2 separate regions of the Homo sapiens genome follow, and region 2 is linked to region 1. Evidence: chromatin loops called from intact Hi-C (ENCODE). Cell type or tissue: gastrocnemius medialis. All regions are shown on one strand. Links, peaks and the distances in the headings refer to the core of each region. The heading gives the core; the rest is flanking DNA. Region 1 overlaps RAPGEF4 (Rap guanine nucleotide exchange factor 4). Region 2 overlaps MAP3K20 (mitogen-activated protein kinase kinase kinase 20).

The links. Hi-C counts contacts between places; a loop is a spot of excess contacts. Peaks named below come from ENCODE experiments on the same cell type or tissue, not always from the same donor. Only the 100,000 strongest peaks of a DNase experiment are listed, where the experiment ranks them.
Region 2: it touches region 1 in a loop (2.2-fold over the local background); 16 of 110 quality-filtered maps call a loop at or near these places.

What each region holds. Positions count from the first base shown.
Region 1 is chr2:172,982,819-172,988,203 of GRCh38, reverse strand. RAPGEF4 (Rap guanine nucleotide exchange factor 4) reads right to left here. Exons shown (of 31, transcript NM_007023.4): 11 at 4,624-4,708; 12 at 2,711-2,771; 13 at 1-8. Among named protein-coding and RNA genes, the nearest start is that of MAP3K20, 90 kb to the left of the region's middle. In gastrocnemius medialis, for the core only: no CTCF peak of the experiment used is centred there; a DNase peak (open chromatin) is centred at 2,653; H3K4me3 peaks cover 566 bases; H3K27ac peaks cover 1,516 bases.
Region 2 is chr2:173,219,624-173,225,008 of GRCh38, reverse strand. All of the region lies in intron 11 of MAP3K20 (mitogen-activated protein kinase kinase kinase 20), which reads right to left. The region is part of intron 2 of MAP3K20-AS1 (MAP3K20 antisense RNA 1); the gene reads left to right. Among named protein-coding and RNA genes, the nearest start is that of MAP3K20-AS1, 60 kb to the left of the region's middle. RefSeq lists an enhancer at 2,788-2,887. In gastrocnemius medialis, for the core only: no CTCF peak of the experiment used is centred there; no DNase peak of the experiment used is centred there; H3K27ac peaks cover 3,494 bases.

The DNA of each region.
Region 1 (5,385 bases), core at 319-5,318:
GTTAAACACTAGACACAAAAAGATGAAAAGACTTATGATAAGAATAGAAGCACATCAATATAAATTACAGCTTATCAAATCATCACTTTAAGTCCCCAGAAAATATGCATACGTAAAATTCGAGAAACATCACTGGCAAATATTAACTTGTTCAGGTGGCACATTATCTCCTTTTCTATAGAATACAAAAGAAAGAGAAACACTGCATTCCTTGCTATGCCCTAAAACATAGGTTTTTAGTAGATATCAATTTATCAGCAATCTGTTTCTTAAAGCCATACACATTTCTTCCACAATTCATTAAAACTTATCCCATAGAAAAATGGCTCTAAAATGTAATCTGACAAGTAATGTGACGTTTAAAAACATGCAAATCAGCACTATATATTGTTTACAGATACATACCTACACACACTTGTCCCTTCGTATCCATGGGGAATTGGTGCCAGGACCTCCCAAGGATATCAAAATCCACAGATGCTCAAGCCCCTGATATAAAGTGGTGTATTTGCATATAGTCTACACACAGCTTCTTGTATACTTTAAGTCATTTCCAGATTACTTATAATAGCTAATACAATGTAAATCCTATGTAAATAGTTGTTATACTGTATTATTTAAGGAATAATAACAAGAAAAAAGTCTGTACATGTTCAGTAGAGACACAACCATCCACTTTCTTTTTTTTGGAATATTTTTGATCTTCAGTGGGTTGAATTCGTAAACGTGGAACACATAGATGTAGAGGACTGACTGTATTTTTAAAAAAGTGAGTTAGAATGATCACCACTACATTCAGGGTAGGAGTTACCTTGGGGTAGGAAAGATGAAAATGGGATAAATGAGGGTACAAAGGGTCTTCAAGTGTAGTTGTATAATTTATTTTTTATTTTTTATTTTTTGAGACAGGGTCTCACTCTGTCACCTAGGCTGGAGTGCAGTGGCGTGATCACGGCTCACTGCAGCCTTGACCTCCTGGGCCTAAGAGATCCTTCCACCTCAGCCTCCTGAGTAGCTGGGACTGTAGGTATGCACCAATCCACCTTGCTAATTTTTACAGACAGGGTTTCGCCATGTTCCCCAGGCTGATCTCGAACTCCTGGACTCAAGGAATCCACCTGCCTCGGCCACCCAAAATGTTGGGATTACAGACATGAGCCACTGCACCCAGCGTGTATAATTTAATTCTTTAGAAAATATGAAAAAAGGCTGAGTGCAGTGGCTCACTCCTGTAATCCAACACTTTGGGAGGCCACGGCGGGCAGATCACTTGAACTCAGGAGTTTGAGACCAGCCTGCCAACTAGGTGAAACCCTGCCTCTACTAAAAATACAAAAAAAAAATTAGCTGGGCGTGGTGGCACACGCCTGTAATCCCAACTACTTGGGAGGCTGAGGCAGGAGAATTGCTTGAACCTGGGAGGTGAAGGTTGCAGTGAGCCAAGGTTGTGCCACTGCACTCCAGCCTGGGTGATAGAGCAAGACTCCGTCTCAAAAAAAAAAAAAGAAAATATGAAAAAAATGGCATGTTATTATCTGACAAAGATTAAGAAGGTAATTGTAATATACTCTATTTTTTGTTTAAAATATTTAACTATTTCATAATAAAATGAAAACAATTAGCAAGTTTGAATGAAAAGAATAAAAGAAAATAAAAAAGAATAAGTCATTAGCAACCATTAAGATAAAAATATTAAAGTAAGCCTTGAACATTTGAAGAAGTTACATTCTTACTAAAATAGATATCAATGTCAGAAATATCATTTTTGATGACTGAAAGTAAAAAAACCACATTTACAATTAATGTTTCCTGCTTATTTGACTCATACAATGTAGCCTGAAGAAAGAGCAAGATTTTCCAAACTGTCTCTAAAGAGTTAACAGGTGTCCATGCAAAAAGTGTTCTATGTGTCATTAGGCTCAGGAAGTATCGGTTTAAACGTGGTGATCATTTCTCCTTATTGCAGAACTTCTGAGAACACATTAGCATGCTGCTGTGTCCTGTGATTCTGCAAGAGAGATTGGAGAGGCATTTCCTGACCTTAGTAGATCACTAACCCTGTTTGTTCCAGCCAGATTTTTGTAGGAGTAGTAAGGAATGCCAGCTTATATAATATTGTTCACATCTATTCACATCAAATTTCCTTTTCTTGCTTCCAAATATGATCACAGAACTAAACTGCAACTTGGATTTTGGTGAGATACTATAGATTAACACTGCATATGTATTTGAAGCAAAGAAATTCTCTCCAGCTTGGAGCTTAAAGTGGAAGTGAGAGAAGAAAAATAAAGTAGGATGGTTTAAATATCATTCTAACTAACAACCTCAAGAGATCGATTAGTTCTTCTAAAGCTATGAACGAAATGAGGTCACTGGGAAAAGGTACTGCCTCAGGCCCTTCCTGAAGGGCAGTGACTTCATCCCACCCTCTTTAAACACTGTGGTGAGTCAGGAGGGTAGGGAGCCAGTGAGACTCAGGCTGGCACCCACAACACTTGCTGGTACTAGAAAACCACGATACTTCAGAATAATTGACATGTGCTGGAAATAATCACAGGTCCAGAAAAACGAAAGTACCACAGGACACCCTGCCAAGTCACCAAGCCAGACCCGGGGCCAAGAAGTGAGGCGTTAGCAGCCTGGCTTCCCGTGGCATGTGCTTGCAAGGGTGCTGGCCAGGCGCAAGGTTCCAGTACAGCTTTTCACTTACACACAGTCCCTCCTTTGGCGTGAGACTCAAAAATGAGAACACCTGCTAACTCTCGTTTCACCTAGAAGAAAAACAGAAGAAACATGCAAAGGCCACATTTCCAGGTCTGGGTGGAAAAGGGTTGTACTCTTTCTGGGGGCACAATGCAAACTGTCCCGGGGCTTCCCATGCAGTCATCTCTCACCTCTCTTGCTGCTGCTCTCATCTAAAATCACTTCTACTCGATTTGCTGCTAGGCTTTTAAAGCTTGTAGCTCTTTTTATAGAATAGCTTATAGCTAATTCATACCAGGCAACCTCCTTAGAGACTGTTTCAAACATGGTCCCACCTGCATTAACTAGCCCACTTGCCTGCCTGTCTTTGGCTGTGGGTGAGAAGGGGAGACCATGTGCAACATCACATGATTCTGTTGTTACTAGTGACTCTTGCTTGCATTACATATAATGCATCATGGCAAACATGTTGGAAAATTCTATGTCTTGAAGCTGAATAATGAAGCCTAAATGAACGAACACATTTATATTCTTAGTTAAAATTCCAAATTATTCCTAGCTAGCTAAAATTCACATTTAAAAAAAAATTCCAAATTACGGTCCCAAATCATGGCTCTATCTTCCTAAGAACCCAGTAACTTGAGATTTTTCTATGCCTGGGTACCTGGGGTTTGAGGTAGAAGACGAGACTACCCACAATCCTCTCAATTCCACTGAGACCAGGGAAGTCGGATCGGGACATGCTGGGTCCCTGGAGCACAGGCAGGGAAAGGGGTCCTTCCTTACTTCCCTCTACATCACTAGCTCATGGAGCCTCAGCTTTCTGCCCTGTATATATGAGGGCTTCCCAGGTGAGGCTCCCAGGCACTACATCTATGCCCTGTGGAGAGTAAGGATGGCAAGGGCAGTGGTAGGTAGGTGGGAGGCTGGGCTGGACCACTTCCCTGGGTAGTCCACATAGGTGAGCAAGTCTCAAGACCCTCAGTGGTGCCAGAGGTGGGAGATATGTGAAGGAGGTTTGTCTAGGTTGAAGGGGAGAGGGGACTTGAAGCCCTCTTGCTTGGAGCTATGGCAAATGCCTCGCTGCTCTCAACAGAGACCTGAACTTATCCCCAACAGCAGGGACTGGCAGGTACTGCTACTGTGAGGTAGCAGAACACCACTTTTAGTGAGCTAGGAATGAAAACAAACTAGGCATCTAGATATTTCTTAGGGACCTCAGTATATACTCTGTGAAAGTTGAAACCACTTCATTCTTCTTAACTTATTAGTGTGTAGGACATGTGTGTTTCCTAAAAATCATATTCTTAAGGGAGGAGGTGTTCCTATCCCTATTCAGTGGCAAAAAATTTCTGTCTCCTAAATACTCTAATCAGGTAAAAGTTCAGAATCAGATACAGCCACTGGGTCATTTTTTATTAGTGGGTGGTGTTATTTTCACTAATACATCTGAGCTGATGCTCTCTTGAACTTTCTGCTTCCATTCTCAAGAAGGCAGCAAACCCTGGTGGAGTTGGCCCCATAAGCCAAGACAGGTCATCTAGGTTTCCCTCTTTCCACCCTCTGGCAGCATACCATGGCAGGATTCAGAGTCCCTCCCAGGCCTGGCTCTCTTATCTGAGTGTGCAGGTTCCAAAATTCATATTCACAGGGATGAAGCCCATGTTCCAACCCTACTCACATGGGGCTGCTCTGGGGTTTAGGGCACATGGGCAACTACCAATAATAGGACAAAATTTGATTCCTTTCAGTGATTGTTCTTGGGTATAACTTCCTCAGCATCTCGTAAGAGAGTAGAGGTGATTTATGAGGTGAAAATCAGACATTCTTTCCCCCCACAACACCGTAATACTCTCCTCTGTCCTAACAGTGCATTTATTGCAAAGTGCTCCAACCATGCTAAACTAAGAGACAACTTACTGTGGTAGAAAGATGGGATAAGGCTTTAATATGAAGAAGCTCCTCATAGATAATCTCTAGGTCATCCACAGTCCTCTGGCCAGGTCTACAAAGATAAAAAAAAAAAAAGGAATATGGAAAAAGGGCATCACTAGGGCCTCAAACATGGAAACGGATCCAGGCATCAGTAACATGCTCAGGGATTTCTTCTGCACAAGAAGATATTGGCGGAGGGAGAGGTTGCACCAGTATAATGCCTAAAGGGATTTTTGAAATAAATGTGTTCCTTGATGAAAGGATATGGGAGAAAGCCAAAGTCCACAGGATCCCTTCTCTTCTGATCTCAGAGGGAAGAGCATCTCCACTCACATGGTAGTTGGCCAACTCATCTCTCACTTTGTAGATGATTGAGCTAAAAAACTGCTTTTCATTACCACCTTAATCAGTAATGGCAAAACTTGTCTTTTAACACCACTAGAAACAATTGGTATAATCAACTTGACAACTGATCTAAATTCCTTGAGATCCTGTGTACTATCTTAGCCTAGCAGAATAATAATGCCACTGTCACTATTATTTGGGGTTATAAAATGTATTTTTTCCGAAGGACTCAAATATAGGATGTATGCAGACTCAACATTTTCTTTTCTAGCCCTGAGGAGATAAGGGCATGAGATGAAGAGAAGGCAAATGGTAGCATCTGCGATTAGTAAGAGAAGGCAAGAAGGGAGGTATATTCCACATTCCCAAACTCTTGTTACAAAAACCACCACTGCCCACCAG
Region 2 (5,385 bases), core at 295-5,294, 240 kb before region 1:
TGTTTACATTTCTCACTGTTTCTTTTAACCTCTAAATGTACATTTTTGTAAATCAAGTAGTTGGAACTAAATCCAACACTGATAATTGCCATTTCAAACACTGATCTGAAAAGTGAATTAGAAGCTGTACAATATCATCATTAGAAATTCTGCATATGGCTAATAAATATTCCTTTTAAAATTAATAGAGTCTAAAGTCTTCCAAATGATCTTTACAGATAGAGTGGGACACTATAGAATTCTGATTATATGATTTAGATTTTAGGGATGTTTTAACATTTTCAAACCACTAGAAGGACATTGGGAACAGAAAGTAATAGAGCCAACGTCACGTGGTAATGATCAATAGTCCAGTTCTACGAGGAGAACAATTTTAAGCTCTTCACTGAGGCCAATTCTGCTGTATTCTAATTCCTTTTAGGTTCTTGGTGGTAGAGTAATGAGCTATGACCATCTCTGGAATACTGGTGAGGAAAATGGCAGCAGTAAAGAAATGAGGAAAATATTACCTAATTAATGATAAAGTTAGGTCCAGTACAGAGTCCTGTTATTTTTCTCTTTGGCCCTATTTGGCTGCTTTTATTAATGCATCAGAACTTTATGTATAATCATATGGATTTATACATAAATTAAGAAAAAATGTCCATTTCATTCAGTTCATATGTTCTAAACGTATTGCTGATCATTCTTAAATGAGACTCCAGGTTTACATTCTTACATAAAGTGCAGGGATCCCGAAGTTAGCCCCAAAGATCCCCTTGCCTTTTTCAGACTTGCTCAAATGTTACCTTATCAGTGGGGCCTTTCCTGACCACACTTTAAAAACCTCAACACCCACCCATGGGCCTTGTCCTCCTTCCCGGCTTCATTTTTTGGCATATACTTATCAAATGTGAACATATGATGCATTTGCTTTATTTATCATCGATCTTCACTCACTGGCATGTAAGCTCTGTGAGTGCAAAGATTTTCATCTAGCTATCTTCCAGAACAGTGTCTGGCACAGAGAAGGAGCTCTATGAATATGTGTTGAATGAATGACTATCTTTGCCTTGTAAACCCCATGCTATTGGCTCTCTCTTCAGGTGGCTGACCACTGCACCCCAGGGCATGCTGGAAAGACAGGAGTCCCAAGCCCTCCCTTCTGCTCTACTCCAAGCTTTTCTTCTTGGGTGCATTGACTCAAGTCAGGTAGTACTTCTCTATGTCTGAGCACAGACAGGCTGTGTTCATGTATTTGTACATATGTGTGAATAGACAGAGAAACTAGTAGCATGGGTATGTGGGGGAATCCATCTTTTAGGGAGAGATTTATCTACTGTTTTTGTGTTTAGTCTCACCTCAGACCAGGTTAAGCTGGCCAGGGCTCATAGTTTTCAAAGAGCAACAGAAAAAATCTGTTTAGCTTACATTCTAAGCATGTTCTCTTTATCTTTCCTGAAAGCTATCCACTTTTAATTTCATCTCATACTACAGAGAAAATATTATTTGAAACTGATAGCTTTCCAGAAGGTTACTGAAATCACTTATTTTTCAGTGTCTTCACTGGCACCATTCATAGTAGCTAACATTAGCCACTTTCCGTGGGCCTGGTGCTGTGTTAAAGTGCTTTACATATATTATTTCTTTTAATCCGCACAATGATCCTTTCAAGTAGGTACTGTTATTATTCCCACGCTGAAGATCAGCAAACAGACGCACAAAGATAAAACAATTTTCCCAAGGTTGTCAAGCAACTGAGCCCAGGATTCTGAGTGACAGTCAGACTCTGATCCCTTTCTTCATCACTATGCCACCTAGACTGCTGTACACCTCACACCCAGAACTTTCTACTAGTTATTTCTCCCCAAATGAAGCTGGCACAGCATACTGATCATTATGTGGTATTTTTCACCTCTCAAGGGGCATTAGAAACACGTCACGCTTCAAATTCCAAGAGGCTTTTAATGATCAAATATAGTTAGAAATACTGTTAGATCATATCTATGATGATGTCCTTTCTTTAAACTTCCATAAAAAGACCCACCAAAAATATTTTGGTTTAACAGTCAAATAATGACACTCCTTTCTAATTTAGTTTGAAAAAAGTCTTAGTTCTTTTGCCTCATATATATAATTAAAAGTGTTTTATAATTTAAACAAGCTTTGACAAACAGGTGATAACATTCTGAGAATATCCTTGGCTAGCCAGGTTTTCAGAGCAGTGCCTGTATCTACTTCTAAAACACCAACATTATTAAGCAGGGTTAAAACAAAAAACAACCCTGGTAGGCTAAACTTGATATGGAAAGGACCTGTGCTTTTGCCTAAGTGAGGATAACTTATCTTTACTATTTCTTTTATAATATTTAATTTCCTCTTTAAAATAGCTGAGCATATGCTTAGAATCCTGGATTATTATGCCCCTCTAAAAAACAAACCACCACACATACCCCACTTGCTGGAAAATACAGGAGAGGCATGAACTCACCCCCCTGGAAGCATCCCCTTAAGACCACCTCTTTCTCTTTGTATAAAGCACAAGCACAGCCTTAAATGACAGTGTGTTGTTAAGAGGCTTCCATGGCCAGCAGTGGTATGAAAGTTTGCAACATCTGCTGTTGGTTTCAAATCAGGGTATTTTTCCTTCAAATACATTACTGAGAACACTGCTCAGGCTTTACTTTGAGCAGCTGTGCTCTTTAGTACTAAAAATTCTCAGCACTTAGGTATTTCTGAAGAGCATTTTGTTATAACCTTCTTAGATCATCTCAGTATTGTTGTTGGATTTTGTACTATCAATTCTTTCTTTTTTTTGTTTTTTGAGACAGGATCTTGTTCTCTTGCCCAGGCTAGAGTGCAGTGGTGCCATCATGGCTCACTGCAGCCCTGACTGATTGCTAGGTCTCAAGCAATCCTCCTGCCTTGGCCTCCCAAGTATCTGGGACTACAGGTGTGTGCTACCATGCCAGCTAGTTTTTTAATTATTAGTAGAGACGAGGTCTTACTAGGTTGCTCAGGCCAACCATTTCTGATATTACAGTGTATTGCTATAAGAAAAAAAAAGTATGTCACAGAATTACTACGTGTCAAAGAACAATTAGGAGTTAAGAGTGTTTGTTCAAAATGTAAGTTTTTAAAAATGATTTGAATAAAGGAAATAAAGTCAAATACAAACTAAAAAGTATTCATTAAAAGAAAAAGCCAGAATGTCACAACTTTAAAAGTCCTATATTGTATATAGGATCACAAATTTCTATAATCAGGCACCACATTTGCTGATTCATAAATATACTTCTTTGGCTTAATTCTCCCCCCGTTTTTCTGTAAGCAAAAATAAAAGTAGAATTGATAAGAAATTACGGTCATGTAAATGTGATTGGCCTAAAAATGCAGTGCTTGGCTTTCTGCCTCCTTACTGTTTTTGTACAGACTGAGATAAACAAGTTACTTTTGTGTTTTCCAAACATTTGTGATTTTATTACTTTGCTTTCTGCTTTCATTCACTATTATCCATGTCATTATCCTCCTCCTCACCGTCATCATCATCATCATCGTCACCTTCTGACAAGTCAAAATCACTGAACCCCAGAGCCATGTTGACTTTCTTCCCCCTTCTCTTAGATGTGGTTTTGGAAGAATTCTGCTTGGCTTGCATGTTTATCTGCATCCCAGAATGCATCACAGCTCCTGCTTTGTTCATTGAGAAGATATCCCCAAAGCCCATCAGCATCATGGCCTGCAGACTTGGGTTCATGCCATGGCCCTCCCCGTTACTTGTTGCTGTGATCTGACATGACATCTCTGCACTGTTTGACTCCTCTGTTTTAGATTCAAAGTAAGACTCCTCAGACATTCTTGCAGCAAGAGGCAAGAGAAGCTATCAAAAGGGAAGAAAGGACAGAAGTAAAAAGAGAAATTAGGACCAATTTAAATCAGGAAAATAGATACCACAAAATTAGTTGGCACTACACAGGAGGTAAATGATTAGTGAAATAAATGAATGTAGGGAATTATGTGAGAATTTATTTAATGGCAGATTTGGCTCCAGCATATTTGCCATAATTTATGAATGACAGGATAAATCACAACCAAAAGTTTGCAAAGCACCACAGCAAGCCAAATTTCAAATGGAAAAGAAGTTGCAAGTTTTAAGCCCTCATTTTGCTTAAAACAAAATAGTTTCTAGGATTTATCTTGACTTTTCCCAATTTCACTTTCATAAGGAAACATTTAGTTGACCATTATATTTTTAAAAAAATAAATTAAGCAGAGATTAAATCTCAAATGAAAAATTAAGAAACTTTGTACCCAAAAGAAAAGCTTAGAGGAAGCACAAAAAACAGTTCAGCAGTCTATACAGTTCTAGGGAAATGTGGGTTATTAACTCCCTTTTTATCTGGATTAGTACTCTGAATATACACTAAAAATTAGTCTAGAATTCACTTGCTTCCACTTATTTATTTATTGTAGCCAGAACTGATGTAATACTATTTATTCAAATTATTAAATAATTCACTTGTGAACAAATTCTAGATTCTGTCTCACATTTAAGTTAGACGTAAGTATGTAAACACATGAAAACTGGGAAGAAAGGAAAATAGTGTTAATTTAGATTGTTCTAATACGCTCTAATATTCAAGTTTTCTTCTTTCAACCGAACTTTTTTCTAAGATGTCACCACTCACAGTGGTCACAGACATTATCTTCTACTTTACGTAATTATTTTGAACAGCCAACTTATTCCCATAAATGTTTGGGCATATCTATTTCAGGGGTAAAACTGTTAGCACATGAAAAATGTTACTGCCTCTTCTTTTGAGAAACAAGCAAATCAAGGCTTATGTTTTTGGCATAGTTTCAATATGGATACATTTATGATAAATAATGTACAAATAATATACTGGGATGACCTCTATATTCTGGTACCTAATATTCAGGATCAGTTTCCTTTTTTTTTTTGAGACAGAGTCTAGCACTGTTGCCCAGGCTGGAGTGCAGTGGCACTATCTCAGCTCACTGCAACCTCTGCCTTCCAGGTTCAAGCGATTCTCCTGCCTCAGCCTCCCAAATAGCTGGGATTACAGGCGCCCGCCACCACGCCCAGCTAATTTTTTGTATTTTTAGTAGAGATGGGGTTTCACTATGCTGTCCAGGCTGGTCTTGAACGCCTGACCTCGTGATCCACCCCCCTCAGCCTCCCAAAGTGCTGGGTTTACAGGTGTGAGCCACTGCGCCTGGCCTCAATTTCCTAATTTTTAAAGTGAAGTTGGAGCTGAGTTTTTGAAAAGTAGCTTGTTCTTTTGGGAAAAACCCTCCTGGAGTTGTTAGTTCAATAACTTTAATTTCATATAATTCAACTCAAAGGTATCCATTATATGGAAGAAAACAATTACTTTAGATCTT